Linked DNA regions of Homo sapiens: all the other regions are linked to region 1. The links are chromatin loops, found by intact Hi-C in ENCODE. Cell type or tissue: PC-9. All regions are shown on one strand. Region 1 overlaps ARHGEF37 (Rho guanine nucleotide exchange factor 37). Region 2 overlaps AFAP1L1 (actin filament associated protein 1 like 1). Region 3 has its middle 55 kb from the start of MIR145. Region 4 holds the start of IL17B (interleukin 17B). Region 5 overlaps PCYOX1L (prenylcysteine oxidase 1 like). Region 6 has its middle 12 kb from the start of MIR145.

Evidence for each region. Hi-C counts contacts between places; a loop is a spot of excess contacts. Peaks named below come from ENCODE experiments on the same cell type or tissue, not always from the same donor. Only the 100,000 strongest peaks of a DNase experiment are listed, where the experiment ranks them.
Region 2: a loop joins it to region 1, with 15 times the contacts of the local background. A loop is called at or near these places in 2 of 110 quality-filtered maps.
Region 3: it touches region 1 in a loop (4-fold over the local background); 4 of 110 quality-filtered maps call a loop at or near these places.
Region 4: it touches region 1 in a loop (13-fold over the local background); 17 of 110 quality-filtered maps call a loop at or near these places.
Region 5: it touches region 1 in a loop (6-fold over the local background); 6 of 110 quality-filtered maps call a loop at or near these places.
Region 6: it touches region 1 in a loop (7-fold over the local background); 37 of 110 quality-filtered maps call a loop at or near these places.

What each region holds. Positions count from the first base shown.
Region 1 is chr5:149,616,664-149,621,663 of GRCh38, forward strand. ARHGEF37 (Rho guanine nucleotide exchange factor 37) reads left to right here. Exons shown (of 13, transcript NM_001001669.3): 5 at 1-103; 6 at 1,513-1,643; 7 at 2,275-2,379; 8 at 3,691-3,801. Among named protein-coding and RNA genes, the nearest start is that of ARHGEF37, 38 kb to the left of the region's middle. RefSeq lists enhancers at 226-295, 1,166-1,295, 1,426-1,695. In PC-9, CTCF peaks have their summits at 2,239 (motif pointing left) and 2,449; a DNase peak (open chromatin) is centred at 2,408; H3K27ac peaks cover 1,860 bases.
Region 2 is chr5:149,314,881-149,319,880 of GRCh38, forward strand. AFAP1L1 (actin filament associated protein 1 like 1) reads left to right here. Exons shown (of 19, transcript NM_152406.4): 10 at 941-1,034; 11 at 1,271-1,423; 12 at 2,849-3,060; 13 at 4,702-4,847. Among named protein-coding and RNA genes, the nearest start is that of GRPEL2, 28 kb to the right of the region's middle. RefSeq lists enhancers at 2,337-2,891, 2,892-3,444. In PC-9, CTCF peaks have their summits at 2,507 (motif pointing right) and 2,710; no DNase peak of the experiment used is centred here.
Region 3 is chr5:149,483,136-149,488,135 of GRCh38, forward strand. No RefSeq gene overlaps it. Among named protein-coding and RNA genes, the nearest start is that of MIR145, 55 kb to the left of the region's middle. In PC-9, no CTCF peak of the experiment used is centred here; DNase peaks (open chromatin) are centred at 2,836, 2,996 and 3,846; H3K27ac peaks cover 4,150 bases.
Region 4 is chr5:149,379,266-149,384,265 of GRCh38, forward strand. IL17B (interleukin 17B) reads right to left here and starts at 27. Exons shown (of 3, transcript NM_014443.3): 1 at 1-27. LOC101927046 (a long non-coding RNA gene) reads left to right here and starts at 2,971. Exons shown (of 2, transcript XR_245875.4): 1 at 2,971-3,087; 2 at 4,926-5,000. RefSeq lists enhancers at 275-809, 1,162-1,874, 3,301-4,012. In PC-9, CTCF peaks have their summits at 2,790 (motif pointing right) and 2,990; no DNase peak of the experiment used is centred here.
Region 5 is chr5:149,364,860-149,369,859 of GRCh38, forward strand. It overlaps PCYOX1L (prenylcysteine oxidase 1 like), which reads left to right. Exons shown (of 6, transcript NM_024028.4): 4 at 1,083-1,294; 5 at 2,501-2,641; 6 at 3,134-4,794. The coding sequence ends at 3,795. Among named protein-coding and RNA genes, the nearest start is that of PCYOX1L, 9.3 kb to the left of the region's middle. RefSeq lists a silencer at 1,447-1,741 and enhancers at 1,995-2,859, 2,484-2,533, 2,624-2,703, 2,860-3,723. In PC-9, CTCF peaks have their summits at 2,799 (motif pointing right) and 2,998; a DNase peak (open chromatin) is centred at 2,852.
Region 6 is chr5:149,440,078-149,445,077 of GRCh38, forward strand. No RefSeq gene overlaps it. Among named protein-coding and RNA genes, the nearest start is that of MIR145, 12 kb to the left of the region's middle. RefSeq lists enhancers at 1,117-1,934, 1,935-2,752. In PC-9, CTCF peaks have their summits at 81, 280, 2,599 (motif pointing right) and 2,806; a DNase peak (open chromatin) is centred at 2,654; H3K27ac peaks cover 554 bases.

The DNA.
Region 1 (5,000 bases):
ACAGTCCCTGATGCCAGTGCCTATCCTGTCCTTCAGAGGGCTGTCTCTGCCCTCCAGGACGTGAACACCAATATCAATGAGTACAAGATGCGCAAGGAAGTGGGTAAGGACTTGGGCATTTAAGGGGACACATTAGTAGGAATGCTTCCAGTTACAGAAAATTTATCTAAAATCTGCTTCACCAGTAAAGAGAATGTAGTGGCTTATGTAACTATAAATCCAGAGGTAATGCAAGCTTTAGGTAGGGTTCGATCAGGGTGCTGGCTCCAGTTCCCTGTAACTCCCTTGTCTCTGCTCTTTACTCTGTATCAGCTTCATCTTCAGGCTGGCTTGCCTCATAATAGTAAGTTGTGGCTGTTCCAAGACTCACAGCTGCACACCACACTTACCCGGGTAAGGCAGGGTTTTTTCCCCCTTAGCCACAAAAATTAAGTCAAAGTTTCTCTTTGATAGGACCCACCTGGGTCATGTGCTTACCTTGAACTAATCACCAAAGTTAGGGCATCATGAACTGATTGGCTTAGGTCTGGGTTATGTGCCCTTCTTTGAATTAATCACTGTTGCCAGGGGTTTGGAATTATATAAATTGGCTTGTATCAGTCAGCAATCCACCCCTTGAGCTAAAGTGAGATCAATCTCATCCAAACCACATGACTGCCACACTGTGGAGGAGAAATCAATAGTGGGGAGGTAAAGAGCTGTGCATATATCTGGGGAGCCTGCCTCTCAGGTTATTAAAACAGAAAGGTTTGGAAAACGAAACAGTGTCTCAAGTTAAGAGAAACTCAATTACATGACTGAGACAACATAAAAATGGCAATTCAGCTAATGTTTACTAAGGGCTAGCTGTGCCATGCTTTTTCCTTCATTGTCATATTTGGTCTTTGCACTAACCCTCTGAGGTTGGCCCTGTTAGCCCCATTTCACAGTCAGGTAAAATGAGAGCATGCATCACTTGCTTCCTGTCGCAGAACTGGTAAGGGACAGAGCCAGGTTTCAAACTCAGGCCTGGAGTCTTCACCACCATGCTATACTATATTTAGCAGCTTTGGATTTCCTCCCCACCTGCTTCTCCATCCTACGACAGATCAGTAGGAAGCACTGAGTCAGGACCGGGAAGCGTGGCTCCCAGCTGGCCTGGCTCAAAGTGGCTGAGGGACCCCAGGCAAATCTCTCCTCCATGGGTTCTTCTTTAGGAAGTTCATTCAGACCCTCTGTCTTAGGTGACTCTCCCAGCAATCCTGCGAGGTGGCTGGTCCCATTTTACAGATGAGGAAACTGAGGCCCCAAGGAGTGGTGACTTCCCAAAGTCAAGCAGGCAGGAAGCTCTTCAGCCAGGGCTCACACCTCAGACAGAGGACCCTATGCTTTTCCTGTGTGACTCACTAACCTCATGAATGTGACCCTGATGGAGCAGAGGGCCCAAGCAGGTGCCCAGCCGGGCATGTCCGTGACATCCACTTTCCTGAGTTGGCTTGATCACCGTGCTTCCCCTCTTCTCTGTCGTTGCAGCCTCCAAGTACACCAAGGTAGAGCAGCTGACCCTCCGGGAGCGGCTGGCCCGCATCAACACACACACCCTCTCCAAGAAGACCACCCGGCTGAGCCAGCTGCTGAAGCAGGAGGCGGGGCTGATCCCCAGGGTGAGCGTGCGCCTGGGAGGAAGAGTCACATCCAGCCACCCCCAAGGCCAGGCCCTGCACAGTGGGTAGACAGGGGACTTAGGCTCCTTTCAGAACTGAGGCAATGGAGGCTGAGAGATTGAGGTGCTGGGAAGAGGCAGAGGTGGCACCCCACTTGATTCTGAAGAGCCAGTGGAGGGGTTTCTCCAGTGTCTTGGGCCACTCTCTTTGGGGCCTATTTACACAGATAGGAGAGCTGGTCTCTGGGTTTGGGCAAAGGACCAGCCCTAAATAGCTACTTCTAGCAGCACAGGTTGGTGGAGTGCCTGCTCTGAAACCAAGCATGCTCACACAATGAAATAAGTGTTCCCACTATCCCCATGAGAAAACAGAAACTCCGAGAGGGTAAAACCCTTGTCCAGAGTCACACGGCTAGGAAGCCAATGAACTGGGGCTCATGCTTGTGTATCCGATTCCATGCTCTGAATGTAAAACCACTGAGCTACACCACCCTCTCAGCTTTGGGGTTGCGAGAACCAGCTCTGGTGGGCGAGTCTGTGGAAAGGTTGTCCCAGTGAGGACCTGGAACACTGAAGCCGGTGTACACTGCCCCCATGTGGATATTCTCAACCCTCACACACATTACTTTCAGACAGAAGACAAGGAATTTGATGATTTAGAAGAGAGGTTCCAGTGGGTGTCTCTGTGTGTGACTGAGCTGAAGAACAACGTGGCTGCTTACCTGGACAATCTGCAGGTGAGGACACTGCAGGGTTCATAAAGGGCGAGTCTGGGCTGGGTTCCCCTGGCAGGAGGCTTGCAGGGCCCAGCCTACAAGCTGGGAAAGGCACCAGCCTCAGAAACCAACCAGATGAGGTCATCCTGTCTCATCTCTTCTGGAGAATGCTGGCCAGCACTCCTCAGCCCCAGGCCATTATACTGGGGGCAGCTCCGAGCCCATTGGAGTTCCTACCACATAGGGCCAAAATTCACTGGAAGCAGAGCCCCGCAGAGCAACTCTGCCAGACCAGCACCTAGAGCAGGGGAGACAAACAGGTGCCTAAAGGGGCCAGGCAGGTAATGCTACTGAGTGAAGTGTGCAGGTAACAGGCAATCCAATGCAATAGGAGCCTAGTGTCTAACAGGCTGTTTATGAGACTTTTCAGTGAACTTAAATATAAAATAATATTTGGAATTTGAAGGGCTGAATGAATGAATACATGAATCAAATCTAAAGGAGCAGCTATTCCTCAGCTCTGGGGGGTTGTTGCTGGGTGAGAATATGGGCCCAGTTCTTCTGACTTTAAGAAAAACACACCTGGAAATTCAGGTATTTTTCAGATTTTTGATGACATCTCCTGATGCGTCAATGTGAGCAACTAATTAAATGAAGATTTAAATGCTATGGGGCATTTTTTTAATGCATTGATGTAAATAGGAAAAGTTAGAGAAAAGTATTAATAGAACATGTGGAATATGGACATGGGAAAAAACAAACGCACTGCTGGGTGCAGTGGCTTACGCCTGTAATCCCAGAATTTTGGAAGGCCGAGGCGGGAAGATCACTTGAGGTCAGGAGTTCAAGACCAGCCTGGTCAACATGGTGAAACCTTGTGTCTACTAAAAATACGAAAAACATTAGCCAGGCAAGGTGTCACACGCCTGTAGTCCCAGCTACTCAGGAGGCTGAGGCAGGAGAATTGCTTGAACCTGGGAGGCAGAGATTGCAATGAGCCAAGATCATGCCACTGCACACCAGCCTGGGTGACAGAGTGAGACTCTGTCTCAAAAAAAAAAAAAAAGAAAAAGAAAAAAACCCCACAAAGGTGGCATGTAAATGTATGAAGTTCAAGAAGCACTGGAATGAGGAGAAAGATGTTGACTCAGTCTAAGGCGGAACTTTCTAATCACTTAAGCTGTGTGAGAATAGAATCAGCTGTGTGTGTCCCTCTCATTGGGGGTGTGTAGAGAGCCTGGAAAACCTCTTCAAGGTATGGTGGAAGGGGATTCCAGCGTAAGATGGCCATGACAGGCATGATTGGATGTTTCTCCTTGGTACTGGGTCCAGGCTTTCCTCTACTTCAGGCCGCACGAATACAATCTGGACATCCCCGAGGGGCCTGCAGTGCAGTATTGCAATTTGGCAAGAGACCTTCACCTTGAGGCCTTCCTGAAATTTGTGAGTGGAACCTTTCCTTTCTCCTTTCTTTGTTAGGCAGGTGGTAGAGCTTACAAGAATAATATTTAGAAGTCAGGCACTTTGGCCAGGCGTGGTGGCTCACGCCTGTAATCCCAGCACTTTGGGAGGCCGAGGCAGGCAGATTGCCTGAGCTCAGGAGTTTGAGACCAGCCTGGGCAATACGATGAAACCCCGTCTCTACTAAAAATACAGAAAATTAGCCGGGCATGGCAGTGTGCACCTGTAGTCCCAGCTACTCAGGAGGCTGAGGCAGGAGAATTGCTTGAACCCAGGAGGCAGAGGTTGCAGTGAGCCGAGATCATGCCACCGCACTCCAGCCCGGAGACAGAGTGAGACTCCTTCTCAAAAAAAGAAGTCAGGCACTTTACACAATTGCCACATCTGTAATCTTCCTGAGTGGTCAGCAGCATAGAGATTATTATTAGTGCACTTTCCTGATAAAAATAGCCCCCACTAACATTTATTGAGCCTCACTATCTGCCAGGCTCTATGCTAAGCCCTTTATATTCCTTACATCATTTAATCCTCACCATATGGTTTTGGGGGTGGCTACTTTGAATAACCCCATTCTGCAGGTGAGAGATTGAGGCTCAGAGGGGGTCACCTCCTGGGTCATTTATACAGATGGTCAGTGATAAGCTGGGATCTGAGCCCCAAAGACTCTTGACCACCACTCTATACAAAATCTTTTCTAAGGCTGGGCAAGGTGGCTTATGCCTGTAATCCCAGCACTTTGGGAGGCCAAGGCAGGAGGATTGCTTGAGCCCAGTTGTTAGAGACCACTGTGGGCAACATAGACCCTGTCTCTACAAAAAATAATAATAATAAAATTAGCTGGGTGTGGTGGCATGTGCTAAGGTGGGAGGATCGCTTGAGCCTGACAGGTAGGCTGCGGTGAGCTGTGATTGCATTGCTGCACTGCAGCCTGGGAGACAGAGTGAGACCCTGTCTCAAAAAAAAAAACAAAAAACTTTTTCAAGGTCTTTGCATAATAATGATTCAAAGTGCTATATAAGATTGAATGCCTACTCTGTGCTAAGCACTCTGTTAAGCTCATTACATGCATCGTCCCCATTTTTCAGATGGGCAGATTGAGGCCCAGAGAAGTTAGATAACATGCTAAAGGTCCCAGCTAGTCAGTGGGAGTTAGACTGGAATCCAGGCCTGCATGCTTCCAA
Region 2 (5,000 bases), 300 kb before region 1:
ACAGTTCAGCTTCTTGAAGAAAGATGGCAGCACATCACACAGGTGTTAGAAATGATACAGTCCATGGGCCTTCACTTGAGCTGGCTCCGTCACAGCAGCCCTCTGAAGTGGGTGGAATTCAAGTGAAAAAACCCAGCCTTGGGGAGACAGAAGGACTTTCCCACATTCCCACAGCTAATAAGTGGTAAGAGAGTCATCATTGCTTCCACTCTACATCCCGTGGTACCTAATAGACACTTAATGGACCTTGTATGAATGAATCGATGAATGGTCTAGAGTTGGTGTCATGAGTAAAACTAATTTGGGCTGGCAATGAAATTGTTGACATGTTGTGTGTGGGTGTGTGGGTGTGTGTCCCCTTCCCATCCTCTCCTCCGAGTTAGGATCATAATGGACTCCTGCTGGTCACCAGGTCCCGCCATGACTGTTTTGAAAATGTCTGCCAGCTCATCTCTTTTTCTCCATCCTCACTGTCATCTTGGTTCATGCTCTTGTCGAGTCTCATCATGACCAGGATGACATTCTTTTAAGTGGCTCTTCTGCTTCCAGTCTTGTCTGCTTTTGTCTGTCCCCACAATGCCACTGGAAGTAACTTCCTAAACCAATTTGGATTACATGAGTGTTCCACTTAAATACTTTCCCAGCTCCCTGTCACCTGCCAAATACAGTCCAAATTCCTAAGACATTCATTTCAAAGTGTTATAATTAATTGCCTCCCTCCCCAAATGGACTGTGAATTGCCCAAAGACACAACCATATCTAAGTCATGGTTGTCTTTTCAATACCTGGTATGGTATGAGGCACAGGATAGTTGCTGACAAACATTTGTTAGCTAATTATCATGTGCTGGGGGAGTTGGAGGGAGATTGAACCAATAAAGGGAAATTTGGGTACTTCTGAATGTGCCCTCTGATGAGGGACTGCCTGTGTCCCTCCTCAGAGGCTGTCCCAAGAGAAGCAGACCTCAGATTCTGACAGCGTGGGTGTGGGTGACAACTGTTCTACCCTTGGCCGCCGGGAGACCTGTGATCACGGTAGGAGCCTCTGGGGGCTCAGGCTGGGGAATGCTGGAACTGGGCCGGGCCTTGCCCATGGGCACACAGCGGCAGAGCAGGTTCTGACCATTCTGTAGACCTGGGTAAGGTGACCTGGCCTGCCATCCCTGGAGCTGCAGGCCCATCCTGTATGCAGGCTGAAAAGGCCACAAGGAAGACTAAGGATGGGTGGGACTCAGGGCTCCCTCCACTCCCCTGACCCATTTCCCCAACAGGCAAAGGGAAGAAGAGCAGCCTGGCAGAACTGAAGGGCTCAATGAGCAGGGCTGCGGGCCGCAAGATCACCCGTATCATTGGCTTCTCCAAGAAGAAGACACTGGCCGATGACCTGCAGACGTCCTCCACCGAGGAGGAGGTTCCCTGCTGTGGTGGGTCCAGGGCACGGGGAGGAAGGGTGCTCAGGTCCTGTGTGCGCGGGCTTTGGGGGCTGAGGCCAGGAGACCTCATGCCTCGTCCACCTCACCCCCAGGGCAGGGGAGGGAATCCAAGCCTACTGGGAGGCTAAGCCCCACTCCATTAACACTCTAGGCCTTCCCATCACTTTCCTTCCCAGAGGCCCTGACACTCAACGAAAGGAAAAGCCAGCTGACCACTGTATTTCTATGCTCCCTGTGACCGTAGCCCAAATCACTGCCCATCCCTGGGCCTCAGTTTCTCAGTTTCCTCCACGATAACAAGACAGGGGTATCTTATTTTCCAGCATAGAACGTGCCAGGTTTATAAGTAACAACCCATATTATAGGGAAATTTATTGGAGAAAAATATTTAGGTACTTTTTATTAAAAATGCATTCAATGTGAATTAAAGGTGATTTGAAGGTGAAAACATTATTTTGCTCATGTAAATGTAGCGTTCCATGTACTGGAATCCAGTTTTTAAAAATCGTATATTTTGGATATGCAGTAATATTCTAACCCTGAAAAAAATATTATAAAAGTACATGGCAAGGCCAGGCACAGAGGCTCACCTCTGTAATCCCAGCACTTTGGGAGGCTGAGGAGGGAGGATCACTTGAGCCCTGGAGTTTGAGTCCAGCCTGGGTAACATGGTGAAACTCTGTCTCTACCAAAAATACAAAAATTAGCCAGGCATGGTGGTGTATGCCTGTAATCCCAGCTACTTGGGAGGCTGAGGTGGGAGGAACACTTGAGCCCAGGAGGTTGAGGCTGCAGTGAGCCGTGATAGAGACACTGTATTCCAGCCTGGCTGACAGAGGGAGACCCAGTCTCAAAAAATAAATACATAAATAAATATATGGCTACAAAGAAATATTTTGTAATTAGTGAATCAGAGTGCGTTATGGTAAAAATAGGCAAATTTAAATCTAAAACATTAAGAGGGAATTCTAAACCTGTGGGTCATTAGCTACACAGCAGCTGTGCCTTGGTCAATTTTAAGATTATGTGGGTGAGACATTTTTGTTCCCACATGCTGCCACTGGGTGTCAGCATCATCCATTCTTTTCCATCTTTCAGTAACAGTTTTGATTTGGGGAGAAAAGGCAAAAGAGTTGTGTTTTTTATACACCATATGCAGTAGTTCCTGCCCTTTTCATCAAGGTTGGTGTGGCCCAAAGGCTGTGCAGAGATGTAGGAATGCCATTATCAGTCCATGTTTCACAGCTAAGAAACAAACTCAGAGAAATGCACACCCAAGGTCACCCTGAGGTCACAGGGGAAAGAGAGCTGACCAGGACCCCGAGGCCTTCTTTCCAGCAGACACATGGAGCCGCCTTGCGTCCCCATGCTGTCCCAGGGCAGGCTATGGGAACCTCACACCATTGTCTCCTCCAGGCTACCTGAACGTGCTGGTGAACCAGGGCTGGAAGGAACGCTGGTGCCGCCTGAAGTGCAACACTCTGTATTTCCACAAGGATCACATGGACCTGCGAACCCATGTGAACGCCATCGCCCTGCAAGGCTGTGAGGTGGCCCCGGGCTTTGGGCCCCGACACCCATTTGCCTTCAGGATCCTGCGCAACCGGCAGGAGGTGGCCATCTTGGAGGTGAGAGGAGAGGGTGGGACGTGGGTGGCTCTTGGTCTGGGGACTCTGGCCTGAGTGTCATGTTTTTGTTTGGGGGAGCCCTTGCTACTGACACCATGGGGACTGAAGGGGAAGGAAAGCAAGCCTCACTCCTGTCAGGTGACCCAAGTAGATTATAAGACAACACACAGGACACCCACTTAATTTGAATTTCAGGTAAGCCACGAACATTACCTGAAATGTTTTCATAATAAAATAGGCATGTCCCACGCAACATTGGAGCTTTATTGATACTAAAATATTATTCATTGTTCATCTGACATTCAAATTAAACAAAACATTCTGTATTTTTATTCACTAAATCTGGCAGCCCCAGAACCAAGGTTTGTTTTTTCTCCCTTACCTTAAAATCCCAAGCCTGAAAGGCATTTAGTCTGGTCTAACCATTCAGATTCTGGAATCCCCTCTAAGACTTTTCACCAGTACCCTCCTCTGGTGGAGGAGAAGGTCCACTGCCCCTCCCATTGAGCAATTCAAATTTTAGAAAGATTTTCCCCATACTGAGTTGAAATCTTTAAGCTCCAGGAAGGCAATAATTAGGCCTATTCTGCATACTTTTGTTTTTCCAGAACTCAGCATGATGTCCAGCACTAGAATACTATGGGCTCTAGAAATATTTGTTGAACAAATGAGTGAATGAAGTGTGATTTCATTTCACCGATTCACTGTCCTTCTTACTCACGGGCACTAGCCTCCTCTCTGAGGTCATGCAGAATACGTGGACTCTCTCTTCCACATGGCAACCCTTTGGCAATTTAGAATTTAAAATGTTAACACTACAGGAAAACAGAAAACTACCTTCTGCCATTACAGATAAGGAAACTGAGGCCAGGGCAGCCACATGCTTTATCCAGGGGTCCACAGAGGGCCAGTGGTCTCTTAGTCTTGTCCTAGAATCTGACCTCTTGGTCTTGTTTTCTGCCCAAGACCCCCTGCCTCTCTCAGTTCTTAAATTTCAAAAAATATCGCCTCCGTAACTCACTTTTATTTTTGGTAGTTTGAGATAGGTCTCTTATTTATCTTATACACGAAGGTTTCTGGCAAAAAGTGTGCTTTATGTATTCAAGTTTAGCATTTGTGTGCTAATTTAATTTTATAAGATGCTCTTTAAATGAGAATTAACATAAGTCCGTGTTTAGCTGACTGGCAACTTCTTGGAGATTTTCCTATACACAGTATTGTACTTATTTGGCAACTATAACACAAGAAACTATTTTGATTAAGTTATATGAGAAATGGCCTCTTCTAATAAAAAGTAAATATTTTTTAAAAAATTCAGAGAACACCCAAATGTTGGTTTTATATTCTAATGGTTGGGGAAGGCTCTGAGAATGGAAAGTGAGGGCAGGGAGGCCTCTGTCTTAGAGAGGTCATCAGGGAGGGCCTCCCTGAGGAGGTGACATTTGATTGGAAACCTGAATAGATGGAAGAAGGGAGCCTCTTGGATTTCTGGATGTGTGCTATAATCTTATTCCTCTTTGACCCGAGTATCGGGTACGTAGTCAGTACTTACAAATATTTCTGGGTTTGGCTGAAGTCAACAGGTCTCCAGGAGCCCTGACAGTAGGAAAATGAACTCCATCTTTGCCTCCTGTCCTTCAGGCAAGCTGTTCAGAGGACATGGGTCGCTGGCTCGGGCTGCTGCTGGTGGAGATGGGCTCCAGAGTCACTCCGGAGGCGCTGCACTATGACTACGTGGATGTGGAGACCTTAACCAGCATCGTCAGTGCTGGGCGCAACTCCTTCCTGTAAGTGTCAGCTGCACTGGCCACACCTGCCCAGGACCTTTCCTGTCTCCATCCCTCTCAGAGGCTGAGTCCAGCCCTGGGCACTGGGAGGGAAGGGAGGAGCTAAGGAAAGCTCCGCTTCCTTGGTAAGCTGGAATGAGTGTCTTCCTCTTC
Region 3 (5,000 bases), 130 kb before region 1:
AAGTCTTTTGGGAAGCAAAAGAAGAGATGGCAAGTTCTTGAGCAACAGACAAGCCTAAGAAAACACTGCAGTTTTAAAGTCTGCATGAGTAGGGAGCAGTGGCTCACGCCTGAAATCCCAGCATTTTGGGAAGCTGAGGTGGGCGGATCACCTGAGGCCAGGAGTCCGAGACCAGCCTAGCCAACATGGCGAACCCCCATCTCTACTAAAAATACACAAAAAAACTAGCTGGGCGTGGTGGCGGGCACCTGTAATCCCAGCTACTTGGGAGGCTGAGGCAGGAGAATCGCTTGAACCGGGGAGGCAGAGACTGCAGTGAGCCGAGATCACACCATTGCACTGCAGCCTGGGCAGCAAGAGTGAAACTCTGCCTCAAATAATAATAATAATAATAAAGTCTGCATGAAGGTCAGCAAGAATTAGAGAAAAAAGGAAAGTTGGGCTGGGCATGATGGCTCAAGCCTGGAATCCCAGTGCTTTGGGAGGCCAGCAGTTCAAGACCAGCCTGGGTAACACGGCAAGACCATCTTAAAAAAAAAAAAAAAAAGAAGAAGAAGAAGAAGAAAAAATTACCCAGCCATGGTGTTGCATACCTGAGGCAGGATTGGTTGAGGCCAGGGGTTAGAGACTGCAGGGAGCTCTGATGGTGCTACTGCACTCCAGCATGGGTGATAGAGCAAGACCCCATCTCCAAAAATAATTGAAGTTGTTAGATTTAGGCCTGAAACACTGGGCTTTTGAAAACATACTTTTAAAACAAAATAAGAACTGTGTTCAGTGGTGTGTGCCTGTAGTCCCAGCTACTTGGGATGCTGAGGCAAGAGGATCACTTGAGGTCAGGAGTTGCAGGCTTCAGTGTATTTTTATGATCACACCTGTGAACAGCCACTGCACTCCAGTCTGGGCAATATAGTAAGACCCCATCTCTTAAAAAAAAAAAAAAAAAGAGAAAAGGCCGGGCACGGTGGCTCATGCTTGTAATCCCAGCACTCTGGGAGGCCGAGGCAGGCAGATCACCTGAGGTCAGGAGTTCGAGACCAGCCTGACCAAGATGGTGAAGCCCCATCTCTACTAAAAGTACAAAATTAGCTGGGTGTGGTGGCTCATGCCTGTAATCCCAGCTACTTGGGAGGCTGAGGCAGGAGAATCACTCGAACCTGGGAGGCGGAGATTGTGGTGAGCCGAGATCACACCATTGCACTCCAGCCTGGGCAAGAAGAGTGAAATTCCTTCTCAAAAAAAAAGCCCTAGACCAAGTATTAATAAAATTCCTTTTACAGTTAAGATGAGGATTACAGTTCTATTTTCAAGAAAGTGGGCTTTCTTGAAAAAGGGGACTTTTGCTAATTCCTTTTGGGGTTATTCTGGTTAATAGGCCACTTTAAAGCTCTGAATCTATGGCCCGGCATGGTGGCTCACGCCTGTAATCCCAGCACTTTGGGAGGCCAAGGCGGGTGGATCACGAGGTCAGGAGATCGAGACCACCCTGGCTAACACAGTAAACCCTGTCTCTACTAAAAATACAAAAACATTAGCTGGCTATGGTGGCACGCGACTGTAATCCCAGCTACTCGGGAGGCTGAGGAAGGAGAATCACTTGAACCCTGGAGGCAGAGGTTGCAGTGAGCTGAGATCACACCACTGCATTCCAGCCTGGGTGACAGAGCAAGACTCCATCTCAAAAATAAAATAAAATAAAAAGCTCTGAATCTACAATTGGCATGTGGGTAAAACAAAACAATTTTTTTTTTTTTGCATAGGTTCAAGATAGATGTGACCTGACAACAGATCTTGAATAAGAGATAGCAGGGGTTTTTTGTTTGTTTGTTTTTTGAGATGGAGTCTCGCCGCTCTGTTGCCCAGGCTGGAGTTCAGTGGCACCATCTTGGCTCACTGCAACCTCTGCCTCCCAGGTTCAAGTGATTCTCCTGCCTCCCTCCACCTTCTGGGTAGCTGGGATTTCAGGCACCCACCACCATACCCGGCTAATTTTTGTATTTTTAGTAGACAGGTTTCACCATGTTGGCCAGGCTGGTCTCAAACTCCTGGCCTCAAGCAATCCACCCGCCTTGGCCTCCCAAAGTGCTGGGATTACAGGCATGAGCCACCATGCCTGGCCAATAGTAGGGTTTTAACTGACCACAAATCTGGGTCAAAACTGCTGAAAGAAAGCGAATACTATCCTGATGTACATTAATATTCAACAGCAGTTTTACTGGTCACCTTTTTATGCTAGACTCTATGAGTACAAGGGGAAAGGGAGATATGGCCTTTGCCTTAAAAAAAAAAAACAAAAAAAACCTTACTCTCTTCTCCTTATTTTTCGAGATGGGGGTCTCACTCTTTTGCCCAGGCTGGGGTGCAGTGGCACAATCATGGGTCATTGCAGCCTCAACCTCCCGGGCTCAAGTGATCCTACCATCTCAGCCTCCTGAGTAGCTGGGACTACAGGCACACACCACCATGCCAGGCTAATTTCTGTATTTTTTGTAGAGATGGGGTTTTGTCATGTTGCCCAGCCTAGTTTTGAACTCCTAAGCTCAAGCAATCCACCCACCTCAGCCTCCCAAAGGGCTGGGGTTACAGGTGTGAGTCATCATGCCTGGTCCTCTCTTCTCTTCCTTATTCCTATGCCACCAACACAGAGATATTGCCCCCCAAAAGTCAAACAGCTGTTGGTCATTTATGGGAAAGTTGCAATGCTAAACCCTCAGCAGATGGGCAGGTTATTTCTTGCTATGTTTATGCATTTCCTAGCAACAGGGGACTGCATGGCTTGTTTTCCTATGTGACAAGCCCTGAAAACCAGGCAAGGAGCCAGTGGAGAGTCATCTGAGTTTACAGCCTGAGGTTCTGCCTTCCTGGAAGATCTAGCCTAGATACCTGAGGGTACAAACAGCCAGAGACTGCTTCTGTACACACTCAACTTTCTCTAAAATAGTACATACAATTTGTGAGCAAGAACATTAGAAGGAACTACATACCTATCCTCTTCCCCACATCTTTAAACTTCCTTTGCAAATAGATGGGGGCTGAGTAGTTCTGGCCAATAAACTACGTAACAGTGGTATGTGTGTGTGTCACTTCCCAGCTCAGCCAGTTCATTGCTGGTGTGCCTCTCTGCTGCGTCAGTCTGGAAGGCCTCAAGTTCCAGATGGTGTTGTCAGAAGATTGAAGGCAGGTTACTTGGCTCACATTAGGGAGAAAGACATTTTGCATAAAGCCATTATTCAAGAGTTTGTCATTAAGTACCATGACTAATAAACAATACAGCTTTCTCCTTGACTTCTTCATAAGACATGACTAACTTTCTGGATGTCCTCCTTTGTGACTACTCCCATTCTTCTCCAGTATTTAATCATTCTTTAGCTTCATATCCCTCAGAGTTCTGTGTTCAGCCCTCACTTCCACATCAATACCCTCAGGCTGGAAGAATTCACATAGCTCTGCAACTTCACCTATCACTCCTGGAATAAGAACTCTCAAACTTGCATGTCTGGCTTTAGGCACTTCTCTTCTTACCCCACACCTGGGAAATGTGTGGCTTCCTAGATTCATGATATGTGATTTTGAAGTCCTGCTAAGATACATAAAACAGATTTCTCTCCTAATTTTACATTTTCTCTTAATCCAGCTGGGGTTGAGAGGCAGGCCCTGATTGTAGGGTTTTCCAGTTTCTCACCACAGCTAATTTCAAGCTACCATGTCACCAAATGTACAGTTGGGAAGAAATGAGCAGTTTTTATAAGCTAAGACATGCCTTCAGCTCTCCACTGTCTGGGGCAAGTCCTGTGGTATTTGACTTCATTCCATACTCACGACTAGCAGCAGATTGACAGCCTGGTGATTACTCCCCCTTTATAGATGAGGATACTGAAACAAATAATAGGTCTTGCACCAGATCCCTTCCCAGTTCATTCTGCCACCCATTCAGTCTCATTCTCGTTTGCCAGTGGCTCTTCAAACTTTATTGCACACCAGAATCACCTGGGGATGGCCAGGATGGAGGGTTTCTTCTTAAAACACAGATTACTAGACTCCAGCCCGAGTTCCATTCAGTGGGTCTGTGGCAGGGCATAAGAATGTGCATTTCTAACAAATACGCAGACAACGCTGGTGCTGCTGGTTCTGGAATCATACTTAAAATCACTGCCCCATGCCTAGAGTAGCAGTTCAGTGGCCAAAAGTGTACCAGTTGGGTTCTTTCCTAGCCCTGCCACTAAAAAGCTCTGTGACCTTGAATGGGGAATTTTTCCAAAGGAAGACCAGAGCTTCAAGAGTCAACCATTTCACTGTTTACTTTCCATGCATCACCATTTTCTTCTCATTTCTCTAAGCTTGTCACCACTCCAAACATAGTATCCAGGGACAAAAAAGCACAGAGTAAGGTATCTCCAGATTTTGCAAGCAGCAAAGTCCTCCTATTAGGCTTGATATTCTCCTGGGTGACAATGCACATTTGAATGTGACTTTATAAAAAGGCACAGGCAATCATTCAGAGTAAAATTAATGTACAGTGCTTTCCTTCCTGATGTCCAGTTATAAATATATGACATTTTCCTTTAAGGACAGAAACTGCAGATAGGGGCATTTAAAAAGACATTAAGGCTGGGTGCAGTGGCTCACACCTGTAATCCCAACACTGTGGGAGGCTGAGACAGGAGGATGGCTTGAGCCCAGGAGTTTGAGATCAGCCCAGGCAACAGAGAGATCCCGTCTCTAAAAAAATAAATAGCTGGGTATGGTGGTGCGCACTTGTAGTCCCAGCTACAGCTACTTGGAAGGCTGAGGCAGAGGAATGCTTGAGCCCAGGAGGTTGAGGCTGCTGTGAGCCATGATCATGCCACTGCACTCTAAACTGGGCAACAGAGTGAGACCCTGTTTCAAAAAAAAAAAAAAAAAAGCAAGATAGATTTATCCCATATGAGCAGATTATCAGCCTTAGAATCCAAACTTTCAATATGTAATGGAAACCAGTGAGTCTTTACCACCAATTTATG
Region 4 (5,000 bases), 240 kb before region 1:
TGGAACCCCAGATGCCGCCGAGAGAATGGCAGCAACAGGATGGAGCGAAGCAATTATAGCTCAACTGGGGGCTGCTGGGGGAGTGAGTGGGTGGGCTCGTCATCAGCTGGGAGCCTTGGGCCCCCAGCTGGCTGAGCCTAGCGCAGTGGCAGGCGGTGAGGGGCGTGGGGGCAGGCCAGGAGCCGAGCTGAGGTGCCCAGGGGCTGTTGACCGAGGGACAATGCCCTGTGTGTCTGGTGGGGCTCTGGCCGGTGGCACCTCCGCCTGTGGCCTGCGGCCGGCCGCCCAGCCAGCACCCACAGGGCCAGCTAAGACAATCAGCTTCGTTTGCTTAGGGGATGGCAAGGGGTTGAGGGTGGAGGAGGGATGGGCCGTTGGTTGGTCAGGAGAGCAAATGTTCTCAAATTGTGCTGGCCAGGAGTGGGACACAGGCCCCATCTCCCAGGGAAACAGCCTCAGGCACTCCAGCCTCTGCCGGCCTCAGGTGAGTTCAGCAGCCCTAGGAGACCAAAGCCCCACCCCTCTAGATCACAGTCAAGGAAACTGAGGCTGGAGCCAGAAAGGGACTTGTCACTATTAACAGTGAGTTAGAGGTGTCAGAGCTGCTATTCTCACCCTGTCCCCATCCAGGGCTCTATCCACCACCCCATGTTGTTTTTCTTGGGAGACTTTCCGCACAATTTCAGCCTGCTGTGAACATATTTCTGAAGCTGTACGCCCTCACTCTGGCCAAGTTTCAGATCCATGAGGACTTACGGCTGATTGTCCTGGCCTTCCTGACACAGCACTCTCCCTCCTGGGGTGGTCTCCGCTCTCAGAGACTGTGTGGCTGCATGTGAGCTTTACTGTCAGCCTCAGTTCCCTCCTCCATAAAATGGTGGGTGTATCCAGAAGTAGACGGTGGCCTGGCCCATTCCCTCCTGAAATCTTTCTGAGCCTCAGTTCCCACATCTCTAGAATGGGAAGAATCATGGCACCCTCTTAAAACTGCTATAAGGAATAAAGGAAATCACCTATGTTAAATAGCTGGCAACAGTACCTGGCACATAGTAAGTGCTCAATAAACACTTAGCTATTTATTATAGAGATTATTATAAAATAATTGTATAATTATTATAAACATTAGTTGTTCTAATTAGCATTAGAGGTAGCATGGTTCTCATTTCTCTACTGACTCTCCCTTCAACCCCCTCAGGCCCACCCTCCTGGCTGCTGAGAGAGGTCTAGGCCTCCAAGATTCAGGCCACAAGTTTGTGAGGTCGGATGACCTCAGGGTCCAAAGGTCCTGGAATCACATGCTCAACTGACCACCTCCTCTGGCCAATGTCTCTCACCTCAGGTGAACAGCCCAGCCCAATGTAAGCGGGCACATCCACCCAGGGAGGCAGGAATGGCGGGAGGGAATGTGAGGAGGACAGAGGAGGGGCATTGTGAACAGATACTGAGGACGGCCCTGTCGTGCTGAGGGCCGGTCTTGGCCATTTACAGGAATCGTCCGAGGGGAAGAAGGCAGGGTGAGAGGCGCTCCTGAATGTCACAAGATTAATCTGTCCGGGGCAGGCTTCCACAGCATAACTGAGATGCTGGCTGGGGCTCGAGCATGAGAGATGCCACCATATTTGGTCAAATACTAGACAGGGCTCTATTCTACCGTTGGAAACTCCAGAGGGAGGGGTACTCTGAAAATACCTCCTCAGGCAACAAGGGCCCCGCCCCCACCGCAGGCTGTCCCAGCCCCAGCCCCACTGGCCGGGCGGCCTGGCTGTGTTCTGTGCTGGCTCTCTGCACACACTCTGCTGCTGCTAGCAGTGGGGTCCCACAGACATGCAACTGGGGTGACCCTCCCATATCCACAGAACAGTGGCAAACTGAAAGATGGATGCTGGGGTATGGGGGACCCCTGAAACCAACACATTCTCCTTACCTGCTGGAAATACGCACCCCTCACTTCTGCCTCCCCAAGCCAGGACTGACTTGTCAGCTTCCCCTGCTCCAGCTGCAGTGCTTGCTACTTTAGATTTCAGGGTCCCAGCCCCAGAGATGCTGAAGTAGCAGCGCAAAAATCTGCATCTTAGCACGAGGCCAGTTTGGGAGCTACACGGGTCCTCACCCATCATCTGGCCCCCTCCTCCCACCCATTTTACTACAAGGAGACTTGGATAAGGGAGGGTCCTACCCCAGCTCACACAGTGCGTTTGTGCCAGAGCTGGGAGCAGAACTCCGTCTCCTAAGTCATTCATTGTTCTTCCCTCAGACTTTATACAAACAGCTCTGGGCCAGGCTGGGCCTCCTTGCTGGTCTGGTGGAGACCAAAGAGGCAGGCCAGTCCTTGTGGGGGCCCCAGATCCTTCACAGTGGGGAGGGGAGCTTTGGGGTCCCCTGGCAGGTGCTGTGAGGAGTCAGGCATGGGCCCAGCAACAGTCATTGGGTTTCCCATTCCTGGACCATCTCAGACCAGGAGGGAGACCCCTTCTTCCAGTCTTGGTTTCTAGAAACCCCTGGAGGGTCATCTGTCCTTTTTGATGTCCTGAGTGTGAACCCAGGCAGGCCTGTGGGACCCAGCCCCAGGACTCAGTGCCAGGCCTGAGAGGGAGGTGCAGGAACTGGGCTTCCAGGGCTCCCACCCCACGAGTGAGGCTGGGGTCCTTGGGTCTTAACACGCAGAGGGTGGTCAGCATGCGTGAATGAAGGACTGGGCAGATGAGCTACAGGGGAAGGGGCAGTGGGTGGCCGCGGTCTCGCTCAGAGCCCTCTGCAGCAGGCCCCGCCAGGAGCAGTGCTGCACTCACCAGCAGATGGCGCCACTAGAAAGCCAGCCAACCCTGAAAAATGTACTGACCCTGAGGGAACTTGCACTCTGCCACCTCTTTCTCCAAGAGCGGCCCGGGACTGAGAATGAGGGGATGGGGCGAGTGGGTGGGGCCCTGCGCCTGTGCCTGGCTTCCAGAGTGACCCTATTGTTGATGAGGACCAGAGCCTAGGAGACATCAGAGCCGGCCAGGAATGACACAGGCGGTGTCGGGGTCACCGATTCCAGGTGTCGGGGTCACCGATTCCAGGGGTCGGGTGAGGGCTTCTGTCTGCTGAGTGAGTGATTGCCTTTACTTTGAGCACCTGCTGTGTGCCAGGCCTCAGGCATTTGGCACCTGGACACCTTAATTCACAGAAAATAACAGTAACAATAATAGCTGCTACTTAATATCCACTTACTGACTGCCAGGCCATAAGCTAAATGCTTCATGAAATCCTCCAAATAACACTGGGTGAGGTCCTAGTTTTATTCTGAATTACAGATGGGGAAACTGAGGCTCAGCGTGGTTAACCACTTGCCCAAAGTCACAGAAGATTCACAGCAAGTTTGTCTGACTCCTGCACACACTGCTCCCTGCGGTGGAGTAAGGAGAGGGGCGGCAGCCAGGGGTGGAGGGGGAATGTCCAGTTGGTCAGCTGGTCATTGAGCACGGTCTGTGATGGCCTCAGCCTTGACCCATGGCCTCAAACAACCTGAACCCGGTAGGTTCGGGTGCTCACTAAACCCACGCCCAAGCCCAAGTCATCAAGGGGATCCGAGAGCTCCCAGGGTGCTCGTGGGGCACCCAACAGCATTCCTGGTATGTGAACTAAAATATTGATACATTGAATCAAACTGACTATAATACAGGGAGGCCATGCTGGGACAGAGGAGGAGGCCAGAGCAGAGGGACCTGGAGAAGGAAGTGCAGCCGGGAGGGCAGAGGTCAGCCTCCACAGATGGGCTGGCCTGAGTTTCAGCCCTGCCCCTGCCCCTTCACTGCTGTGTCATCTTGGGAATGTTAATTGACTTCTCTGAGCCTTAGTTTCTTCTGCAAAGTGAAGATAATAATAACTTGGCTCTCAGTGGATTGTTGTGAGGATCAAATGAGATAATGCACGTTAAAGCGCTTAGCACAGTCCCTGGCAAAAGTAAGTACCCCATTAATGGTAGCTGCAACTGTCATTCCTACAGTTAAAATGAGTTTTGAGTTGGGCCTTCAAGAATGCTTCTAGTACGTTCCTGGGTAGGAAGGGCATTACGAAGTGGGGACAAGGCTAGAACCAGCAGAAGAATGCAAAGGTGCCTATTTCCAGCGGGCCCACCCTAGAGCGTTGGCAAGGCCAGGGGGACCTGAAGGATTTGGTCTAAGAACTTGCCCAAGTGGACCCAGTAAGGTCAGGGAAGGCGGGAAGAGGCTAGTCGGCGCCTTTGCTGGCTGCGACCAGGAGGGTGCAGCCCCCTAGGGAGGTCCTGGCTCTCCTGCCATGCTGCCCTCCCCTCCCTCCCTGGTAGGAGTCCTTCTCCCAGGCCCATATTTGCACAAATGCTTGCCTCGCTGCTCACTCCAGAGCCCCAGCCAAGAGGTGCTATTTTAAGATCCCTGGACGGGAACATTGTTGGTGGGAACAGCCCCAGCCAGCAAGCTCCCAGTTCTCAAAAAAGGGAAAGGCCTGGGTGAATGGGCGGCCTCTGGGGTGTGCAGAGGGGCTGCCACGTCGACATGACCCTCTGCCCAGGCCAGGTGCCAGCGTCTCCTCCCCACAGGGGGAAGTCAAAGAAATGTGAGTTGGGGTAGGACTCCAAGAGGTGGTCTTGTTCACTGGAGACTGGGTCGCCTAGGCCTCTCTTCTGCAGAGCATCCAGACTTGAAAACACCAAGTTTGTGTTTCTGGGTTGCAAATTGACTCTACACTGTACCAAGTCTCTTGTTAGCACTCACCACCCACAGGCCATCAGAGGTAGGGGATACCTCATCCAGCCCTTAGCAAAGCGGGAACGCTTTCTAAGTGCCTTTGCTGGGTATCATCTCTCTAGGAATATCATTTCTCTCTGAGGATGCACAGTCCATTTTTTAAAACTCTGGTTGTTGAAAATAATTATAATTATAAAAGCTTTCTTTTTTATTTTGCAGAAGCCCTCCTCCTGTGGGGAAAGCACGGCAGACTTCAGGCAATGGTGGTTGGACATTTGCCCTGCCCCTTATTAT
Region 5 (5,000 bases), 250 kb before region 1:
TGGTCCCAGATGTGGAGGGCAAGTGGTCTGTTCCCTCCCTGTTCACCAAGCTGTCACTCCACCTTTCCCCAAAGTCCCTCCTGAAGGTGCTCCCTGCTTCCAGCCTAAGGCGCAGGGGCTGCTCCCCGGACCCCATCACTGTCTGCCTCCCTTCAGTGTCACTCAAGTGTGGCCTGTGCCCTCCTGCCCTGGTTCCTGGCACTTCTCCACTCCCTTCCCATTCTATAACTCTGCTGTTTATAGCACTTCTTCCTTATATTCTCCAGATGTCACCCAAAGCTTATTTCCTTACCTCTCTTTCTGATATTTTTCTCCCTTATCAATTATATCCAGACCAATAATGTTGACTTCTACGTTTTATGGGAAATGACTTCTCCCTCTCAGCCCTAGTTTCCTCTTCACTTCCAGACCCACATTTCAACTTTCTGGACACCTCCATCTCGTGTCCTATTGATAACCAAACTCAACATGTTTACAAAAGAAGCCCTAGAATGGGCAACATTTCAAAGGCCAGCCAGTCAGGAAATCCATCGATGGTTCCAATCCATGCTAGTGAGATTGCATGAGTGATAGAGCGACAGGACATGAGCCTGGGGGTGAGTGGGAGCCCTGTCAGATGAAGCGAGAGGAGAGGACAGGCTGGACTGGCAGAGAAGGTGACAGTATCAGCATGAAGTTGCAGTGTGTCATCAGGTCCTAGAAGCTGTGGCAGAACCGACACTGTTGGAGAAGGAGATGTGTCAGCAGGGGTGGGCCGTAGCCCCAGCTGGGTGAAGAAAGGGTTATGAACTATGACCTCAGGCAGGGAGTGGCTCAGAGCAGTGATACAGTTGTTACTCAGCACAGCCGTGATGTGAAGCCAGGCCTAGAAGGATTCCATACCTTCACACTCCCTTTAGGTGGGACAGGCCCGCCACAGTCAGAGAACAGGTGCCAGGGAACATGACCAGCCTCTTCTGCCACCACTCCATGTAGAGGAAGTGATGGGTTCCTGGTGGGCCTCCCAGGCACTATAACCCAGGGGCAGGTGGTCAGGCAAAAAGCCTTCCTGCACAAGGACTCCAGCTCTATGTGTCTTCTAGGATCTATAAGTACCAGGCCCACGGCTATGCCTTCTCGGGTGTGGAGGAGCTGCTCTACTCACTGGGGGAGTCCACCTTTGTTAACATGACCCAGCACTCTGTGGCTGAGTCCCTGCTGCAGGTGGGCGTCACGCAGCGCTTTATTGATGATGTCGTTTCTGCTGTCCTGCGGGCCAGCTATGGCCAGTCAGCAGCGATGCCCGCCTTTGCAGGTAAGCGTCCAACCCTTGGCCTGCCCACCTGCCCCTCCTCCACCCAAGGTGCTCAGAATGGGCTGGGGGTCCCCATAATAACCTCACTTTTATCCAGCTCATTGCAGTCACATAGGCACTCTGCTGCCCCATCCTGCCTGATTCTGGGACTGGCCATGAGTTGGCAGGAGATAGTATCACCCCACTTCACAGACAGTGAAAGCAAGGCTCAGATCACAGGTCCAGTGTGTTTCTACCACTCCCAATTGCTTCATAATCCCTTGCATGTGTGTAAATGTTAGAGCTGAGATAATGCTCTGCTCTCTACACTTTGGTTTCAAGAACTGCCCTGTTGAGGCCTTTGAGCCACTGTGAGAGCACCTCCTCTTCCCAGCTCTTCACGGGAGTGGCTGGGCCTGTGTGTAGCTCACTGTCTGCTAGCACAGACCACAGGAGTGGAGAATGTAGGCTTCACAAGAGCAGGAATCCTTGTCTATTGTTCCCTGATACATTGCAAACACAGAACAGTGCCTAAGTCATACTAGGCACTGGGTATATTTTTGTTAAATAAATGAATGCAAAGGTTTACAATAACAAGCACCTCCCTCGTACCCTCGATACTGTTCATCTGGCTCTGCACATGCTGGCTCCTTCGCAGCCTTCAGGCCCTGCCTCAGTGTCCCCTCAGTGTTCCTTGCTCACTCTTTCAGTATCTTGTGTGTCTCCTTCATAGCATTTTTGTGTAGAGATATATAGAATTCACATACCATATAATTCGCCCATTTAAATTGCACAATTCAGTGGTTTTTAGCACATTCGGAGTTCTAAAACCATCACCACAATCAATTTTAGGACATTTTTATCACCCCAGAAAGAAACCCCCTTGCCCTTTAGCCCTCACCTCCCCAACACCCCCCGGCCTCCCAGCCCTGGGCAGCTACAGATCTGCTTTCTGTTTCTGTGGATTTGCCTAGTCTGGGCATTCTGCATAAATAGACCTCACAATATGTGGTCTCTGGGAGCTGGCTCTTTCGTTGAGCACAGTGTCTTCCCCCCATAGCATTGTGCACTTTGTTGTACTTACTTGTATGTTTGCCATCTCCCCATGCCCATGGTTGGGAGAGTTTTGCTCTGGCAGGGAGGCCCAGTCGAATAGTACTGGACTCCCCAGCCCTCCTGCCCCACGGCCCTGACAACCTATCAGCACCCACTTCCCGCTTTGCCCAGGAGCCATGTCACTAGCCGGGGCCCAAGGCAGCCTGTGGTCTGTGGAAGGAGGCAATAAGCTGGTTTGTTCCGGTTTGCTGAAGCTCACCAAGGCCAATGTGATCCATGCCACAGTGACCTCTGTGACCCTGCACAGCACAGGTGAGTAGACAGGGCGGGAGTGGGCAGGCATGCCATTCCCAGCCAGTGGACAGACACTTCTGCCTCCTTTGTACCTCAGCCCTGGTCTGTGATCCCCCTGGGGAGTATTTCCGAAAAAGCATTGAGAAGCCCCAACCCTGCCAGGTGACACTAGAGGGTGCTGTTTCCCCAATTCAGATGTCAGCCAGAAAGCTGAGACTTCCATCGACCCAGCCTTTTTCTGTTGACCGATGAGGACTTTGAATGACATCCTTGCCCACGCTCCCCCAACTGGCCAGCGGCGGAAGCAGAGCAGAAACTGAGTCTCCTGACTCCATGCCCCTTGCTTCTTCTGCAGCCGCATCAGCATGGAGAGGCCAGGACCCACCATTTAGACAGCCCTGCTGCACCCTGAGCACCAGGGTCTCGTTGTACCTCAATGCTGGACCCCAGTAGGGAGTTCAGTGGGTAGAAGCCAAGGGAAAGTTGACTTTTGTGCTCTTTTCTTTCCAGAGGGGAAAGCCCTGTACCAGGTGGCGTATGAGAATGAGGTAGGCAACAGCTCTGACTTCTATGACATCGTGGTCATCGCCACCCCCCTGCACCTGGACAACAGCAGCAGCAACTTAACCTTTGCAGGCTTCCACCCGCCCATTGATGACGTGCAGGGCTCTTTCCAGCCCACCGTCGTCTCCTTGGTCCACGGCTACCTCAACTCGTCCTACTTCGGTTTCCCAGACCCTAAGCTTTTCCCCTTTGCCAACATCCTTACCACAGATTTCCCCAGCTTCTTCTGCACTCTGGACAACATCTGCCCTGTCAACATCTCTGCCAGCTTCCGGCGAAAGCAGCCCCAGGAGGCAGCTGTTTGGCGAGTCCAGTCCCCCAAGCCCCTCTTTCGGACCCAGCTAAAGACCCTGTTCCGTTCCTATTACTCAGTGCAGACAGCTGAGTGGCAGGCCCATCCCCTCTATGGCTCCCGCCCCACGCTCCCGAGGTTTGCACTCCATGACCAGCTCTTCTACCTCAATGCCCTGGAGTGGGCGGCCAGCTCCGTGGAGGTGATGGCCGTGGCTGCCAAGAATGTGGCCTTGCTGGCTTACAACCGCTGGTACCAGGACCTAGACAAGATTGATCAAAAAGATTTGATGCACAAGGTCAAGACTGAACTGTGAGGGCTCTAGGGAGAGCCTGGGAACTTTCATCCCCCACTGAAGATGGATCATCCCACAGCAGCCCAGGACTGAATAAGCCATGCTCGCCCACCAGGCTTCTTTCTGACCCCTCATGTATCAAGCATCTCCAGGTGACCTACTGTCTGCCTATATTAAGGGTCCACACGGCGGCTGCTGCTTTTTTTTAAGGGGGAAAGTAAGAAAAGAGAAGGAAATCCAAGCCAGTATATTTGTTTTATTTATTTTTTTTAAGAAGAAAAAAGTTCATCTTCACAAGGTGCTTCAGACTTGGTTTCTTAGCTAGAAACCAGAAGACTACGGGAGGGAATATAAGGCAGAGAACTATGAGTCTTATTTTATTACTGTTTTTCACTACCTACTCCCACAATGGACAATCAATTGAGGCAACCTACAAGAAAACATTTACAACCAGATGGTTACAAATAAAGTAGAAGGGAAGATCAGAAAACCTAAGAAATGATCATAGCTCCTGGTTACTGTGGACTTGATGGATTTGAAGTACCTAGTTCAGAACTCCCTAGTCACCATCTCCAAGCCTGTCAACATCACTGCATATTGGAGGAGATGACTGTGGTAGGACCCAAGGAAGAGATGTGTGCCTGAATAGTCGTCACCATATCTCCAAGCTTCCTGGCAACCAGTGGGAAAAGAAACATGCGAGGCTGTAGGAAGAGGGAAGCTCTTCCTTGGCACCTAGAGGAATTAGCCATTCTCTTCCTTATGCAAAGATTGAGGAATGCAACAATATAAAGAAGAGAAGTCCCCAGATGGTAGAGAGCAGTCATATCTTACCCCTAGATGTTCATCCCAGCAGAAGAAAGAAGAAGGTGTTGGGGTAGGATTCTTCAGAGGTTAGCCTGGTACTTTCTCATCAGACACTAGCTTGAAGTAAGAGGAGAATTATGCTTTTCTTTGCTTTTTCTACAAACCCTTAAAAATCACTTGTTTTAAAAAGAAAGTAAAAGCCCTTTTCATTCCTTTTGGACCTGTTCTTTTCTGTAATGGAAGAACTAAGTCTTAGGTTCCCGGGGACCAACCACTACATTAGTATCTTCTGGGGAAGGGGAGGGAGCCTTGAGAAAGATGCAGATGCCGAAGCCCTACCAGCCTTGCTAAATCAGGCTTTAGGGAAAGGGCCTGGGTGCCCAGAGTAACAACACTGCCAAATGCATGGGCAAAATACC
Region 6 (5,000 bases), 180 kb before region 1:
CGGCTGCGTCTGTCCTTCCCGTCTCTCCTCCTAGTGGTTGAACTGGGCCACCGCTAATCCCAGGGCAATAATATCTCCCCCTCACCTTTATTAGTGGCTTGTGGTTTATGGGATGCCTCCAGTGCCAGCTCATGTTTAATCCTCCCCATGATGCTGTGAGGTAGCTATTCTCATGCCCATTCTACAGACATGGAAACTGAGGCTCAGCAAAGCTAAGCTCCCTGCCAGAGGTCACATAGCATGTCTGCGATTGTGCCTGGGCCCAAATTCCCAGGCCAGGCTTCTTGAATGCTGCATCAGTTCAAGCTCATTTCAGGAACCTGAGGTTTGCTACCTAAAATCGGCCTGTTGGATCTTGTTCAGCCACATGAAACAGCAGATGTGCGCCTGTTCTCTGAAGAGCCCATCCCTGCAGCCTCAGGCACTCAGCCCTTCCCTGCACTGCCTTGGCCCTGGGGCTGAGCCTGAGAGAGAGGAATGGAAGGGCGCTTTGGGTCCTGACAGAGAAGCGTGGGTAAAAGGGAGACAAAAAGGGGGCAGACCCCTAGCATACACACAGATGGGCACAGGCAGGCAAACCCTACAGTCTAGGAAAGTGGGTAGGGGCCAGGCAAGGTGGCTTACGCCTGTAATCCCAGCACTTTAGGCCGAGGTGGGAGGATCACCTGAGGTCAGGAGTTTGAGACCAGCCCAGCTAACACGGTGAAACCCTGTCTCTACTAAAAATACAAAAATTAGCCAGGTGTAGTGGCGAGCACCTGTATTCCCAGCTGCTTGGGAGGCTGAGGCAAGAGAATTGCTTGAACCCGGCAGGCAGAGGTTGCAGTGAGCCGAGACCATGCCGCTGCACTCCAGCCTGGGCAACAAGAGTGAAACTCCATCTCAAAAAAAAAAAAAAAAAAAGTGGGTATGGGCTGGATCAGAATCCTGGATATGGCTTTGATCAAATCATTTAGTGTCTGTGGGCCTCAGTTCCCTCATCTGGAAAACGTGCATTACAGTAGCACCACCTTATAGAGCAGTTCCAAGGACTCAGTGGGGAATCCTTAGAGTGCATTTAGCACAATACCTGGACATAATGCCTGCTGAATAAGTGCTGCTTCTTGTTATTAACAAGACTGAATTGATCTGATCAAAGCAGCTCCCTTTGGTTTCAGCGAACATTTACTGAGTGCCTACTATGTGCAGGCCTGGGGTAAGCCCTGGGGATATTGTGATAAAGTAGATGGAGCTCTGCTCTCACACAGCTCCCAAGCGATCAAGGGAGGCCAACCCAGAAAGAGGCAGACCATTCCTGGAGGCCACCAGGGTGGAGGGGTCCATGTGAGGTGAGACCTTGAATGCCAGACTGAGCTATCTGAACCTTCTCCTGTTGGCCTGGGAGCCACGGAAGGTCTTAGAGCAGGGGTCGCTGACCAAGTCGTCTCATGTAGAAGTGGGATCTCGGTCCCTGCGGCCCACCCGCTTCCTGAGCCATCGTTGAGGACGGTGTGGTGGGAGAAGGGGAAGCTTAAGAGGGTCAGGCACTGGGCCTGTGAGGCCAGGATGGGGGCGTCTTGGCTCAGACAGGGTTGAAGGTGGACTCGGGGAGGCCACACAGAGACGTTAGGGAGGGGATTCGGTCCTGGAGTCAGTAGCAGGGGAAGAATCCATTTAAACTCAACCAAGGGCAGGGCTAACAAGCTTATCTGGGGGTGCGGCTGATCACTGCAGGGGCGTCTCAGGTGATTTTGTTTTCTTTCTGCGTGTCTGTGTCTTCCGTTTTTCTACATGGAGTGACCAGAAGAGATGAGGCCAGCTGTTGTTTGGGAGCCCCGGGATGAGACTCAAGGGGTCGCATCTCAGCGCAGGGCACGGAGGAGCTCCTGTGCAGCTGGAGGAAGGAAGCAGGACTCACTGGCAAGTTCTGGGATGCAGGGAGAGAGGCTTGGACATGCCGGGGCTGCGGCTTTGGGCAACGCCAGCCTCTATGAACCTTGACATCCTCCTCTGTTGGGGGGTAATGATGGCGTGGCAGAGGGGGTAGGCCCAGAGGAGGATCTGGGGCACCCCCCTACCCTCCGGCTCCCGGGCGTGTCTGCGTCCGTGTCATCTTCCGCCCAGGCGTGGGCCAACTCAGCACAATCTGGCAGGGCGAGCCTGGGCACCAGCTGAGGGAGGCTGGGTTCCAGCCCCTCGCTGCCCAGCCTGACCCAGTTGCCCCAACAGGAGGGCCTCCAATTTCTCCTGGGGCAGCCCAGTCACCTGGGAAATTCTGCTCATAGCAAGCAGGAAAAGGCCAGGACTCACGCCCCAATGACGCCACAGCTGGGCAAGCCCTGGGGACCCAGAGGGCCTGGTTCCAGTCCCGCCTGTGGAACAAACTCAAAGTTGCCTTCTCTGGGGCTCAGTTTCCCCTCTGATTACCACCTCAACCAATCCGTGTGTTCATTTTCCCTTTGTGGGGGCATCTACCAAGTGTCAGACCTGCAATAAGCATCAAGCATCAGTGAACCCCTATCCTTAGCCTTGGGAAGCACCCAGCCTGGCTCGTCTGCAGCCCTGTGCCCACGCACAAAACTAGAAGCTGCTCTGCAGGGCCAGTGGGCTTGGCTTCCCTCTGCATCCGCAAGGCGGCAGGTGCCCAGAAGAGGGCAGCAGAGAGCGCGTCTCCAGCCTCCCAGGCTGAATCCCAGTGAAAGGGAGCCTGTGACCTTGGCAGTCGTGGAAGGCCAAGGCCAAGGCCTGGGGATTTTTCAGCCTCACTGTTGTCAGGACAAAGTTTCAGAGGTACCTCTGGCACATTAGCATTCTCTTTGTCCTGGACCCCTGGGCGGCCGACACCCCCGCACTCTCCAGTCCCAGAGCATCCGGCCCTGACACCCTGGCCTGTGCACTGCCCCCCAGGAAGAGTTGTCCTGGGGCTGCTTTCAACCAGCTGTGGCCAGCTCTGGGGAATGGAAGGAGGGTACTGAGGACTGAGGAAGGCTGGGGAGGAGAAGCCCCATCAGCCACGGCAAGTCCCCGCCACCAGGGGCATGGGCTGGTCCTAGGAGCAGTGGGCACCCTGCAGCGCCTTCCACTAGGTAGTGAACGATACCAGTACGTTTTCTAAAGATCACCGTGGTGCCATGAGGAGGACAGACTAGCACTCACATTCAGACACACGCTCATGTTCTCATTCTCACACATGCACACTCTCATGCACACTCATGCTAACACGTTTCACACAAATCACCCCAAACTCACACACTCAGATACACTCACACTCACATGCTAACACAGACATATACACATTCATGCTCACAGTCATACCCTTTCACACCAACACACTCATACAAACCAGAGCTCACCCATTTCCACACAGCTTGCACACTCGCGAACACTCGCCCACACTTATGTATACACACAACACTCACACACTCATACTCTCATACACTAACACACATTCATTTTTCACACAGCTCTTACAAGTGTTCGTGTACACACACTTACATATGTTCACACAGTCACACACACACCCCTCCATATGCTCGCACACACACACACACACTCATGCACTCACACTCGAGGCCTTCCTGGAGTGGGTCGGGTGCAGTCCGAGGGGGCACTGTCAGCTCCGCTGCCTCCTGCCGGGGTTCCAGGGATAATCCCAGCTCTCAGGCATCTGATGTGCCTCCCACCCACTTCTGAAAAGGATTTCAGATGGTTTAGAAAGGCAAAGCCCAATTGAAGCAGGATAATGAAAAAGAAAAACAGAGGAGGGTAGAGACGTTAAAATCTTAACCCCGGTTTCTCCTGGCCCAGGGCCTTCTAAGCCCAGAAGTACTCAGTGGTCTGTGATTTCAGAGCCCCTGCCCCAGGCCACCTTTTCCTGGCCTCTGTCAACGGCACTTCAGCCCTTGTGGGCCTCTCTACTTGTCCCAAGGCGGGCTGTGAGAGGGCTTCTCCCCTGCCACCATGCCCACCACTGCTTGGGGGGTTAGGGCACCAGTCTCTGGTCTCCCTTCAGCTGCCTGAAAGGGGGCTGGGCTGAAGGCAGTTCAAATGACTGCCTCACAAATGGTGTTCCCCGACATCGGTCAGGCTGCCAAGCAAACATCTTGGCTCTACCTCTGTCTTTCCTCGAGATGAACTCCCAGCAACCCAGGACCCTCCAGTGCTGAAGCAGAGTTCCTTGTCTCATTGTTCCAGAGTCCTAGTCTTGATGCTCTACCCATCTGACCCTCAGTCCCAACACAGCCCAGCACAGTTTCTCAGTGAGGGCCTTATTCAGATAAGACACCCAGGGAGTGATGATATGGTTTGGATCTGTGTCCCCACCCAAATCTAACCCCCAGTGTCAGAGGTGGGGCCTGGTGGGAGGTGATTGGATCATGCACGGAGATTTCTCATGCAAGGTTTAGCACTATCCCCCTTGGTGCTGTTCTCATGAGAGTAAGTGAGTTCTCACGAGATTGGGTTGTTCAAGAGTATGCAGCACCTCCCCTCTCTCTCTTGCTCCTGTTCCTGCCATGTAAGACGTGCTGGCTTCCCCTTCCCCTTCTGCCATGATTGTAAGTTTCCTGAGGCCTCCCCAGAAGCTGAACAGATGCCAGCATCATGCTTCCTGTACAGCCTGCAGAACCGTGAGCCAATTAAACCTCTTTTTCTTTATAAATTACCCAGTCTCAGGTATTTCTTTACAGCTCTGCAAGAACCAACTAATACAGTGACACATCCTGATATTCCAAAATTGCTCAAGTGGGTGTTTCAGTCAGCTAATGCAGTAACATTTGGTTTGCCGCAACACAAACCAACCCAAAATCTAATGGCTTAAAATAGCTTTTTTTTTTTTTTTTTTGAGACAGGGTCTTGCTCTGTCACCCACGCTGGAGTGCAGTGGCACAATCACAGTTCACTGCAGCCTCAGCCTCCTGGGTTCAAGTAATCCTCCCACCTCAGACTCCCAAGTAGCTGGGATCATAGGCATGCACCACCATACCTGGCTTATTTACTTTTTGTAGAGAAAGGTCTCACTA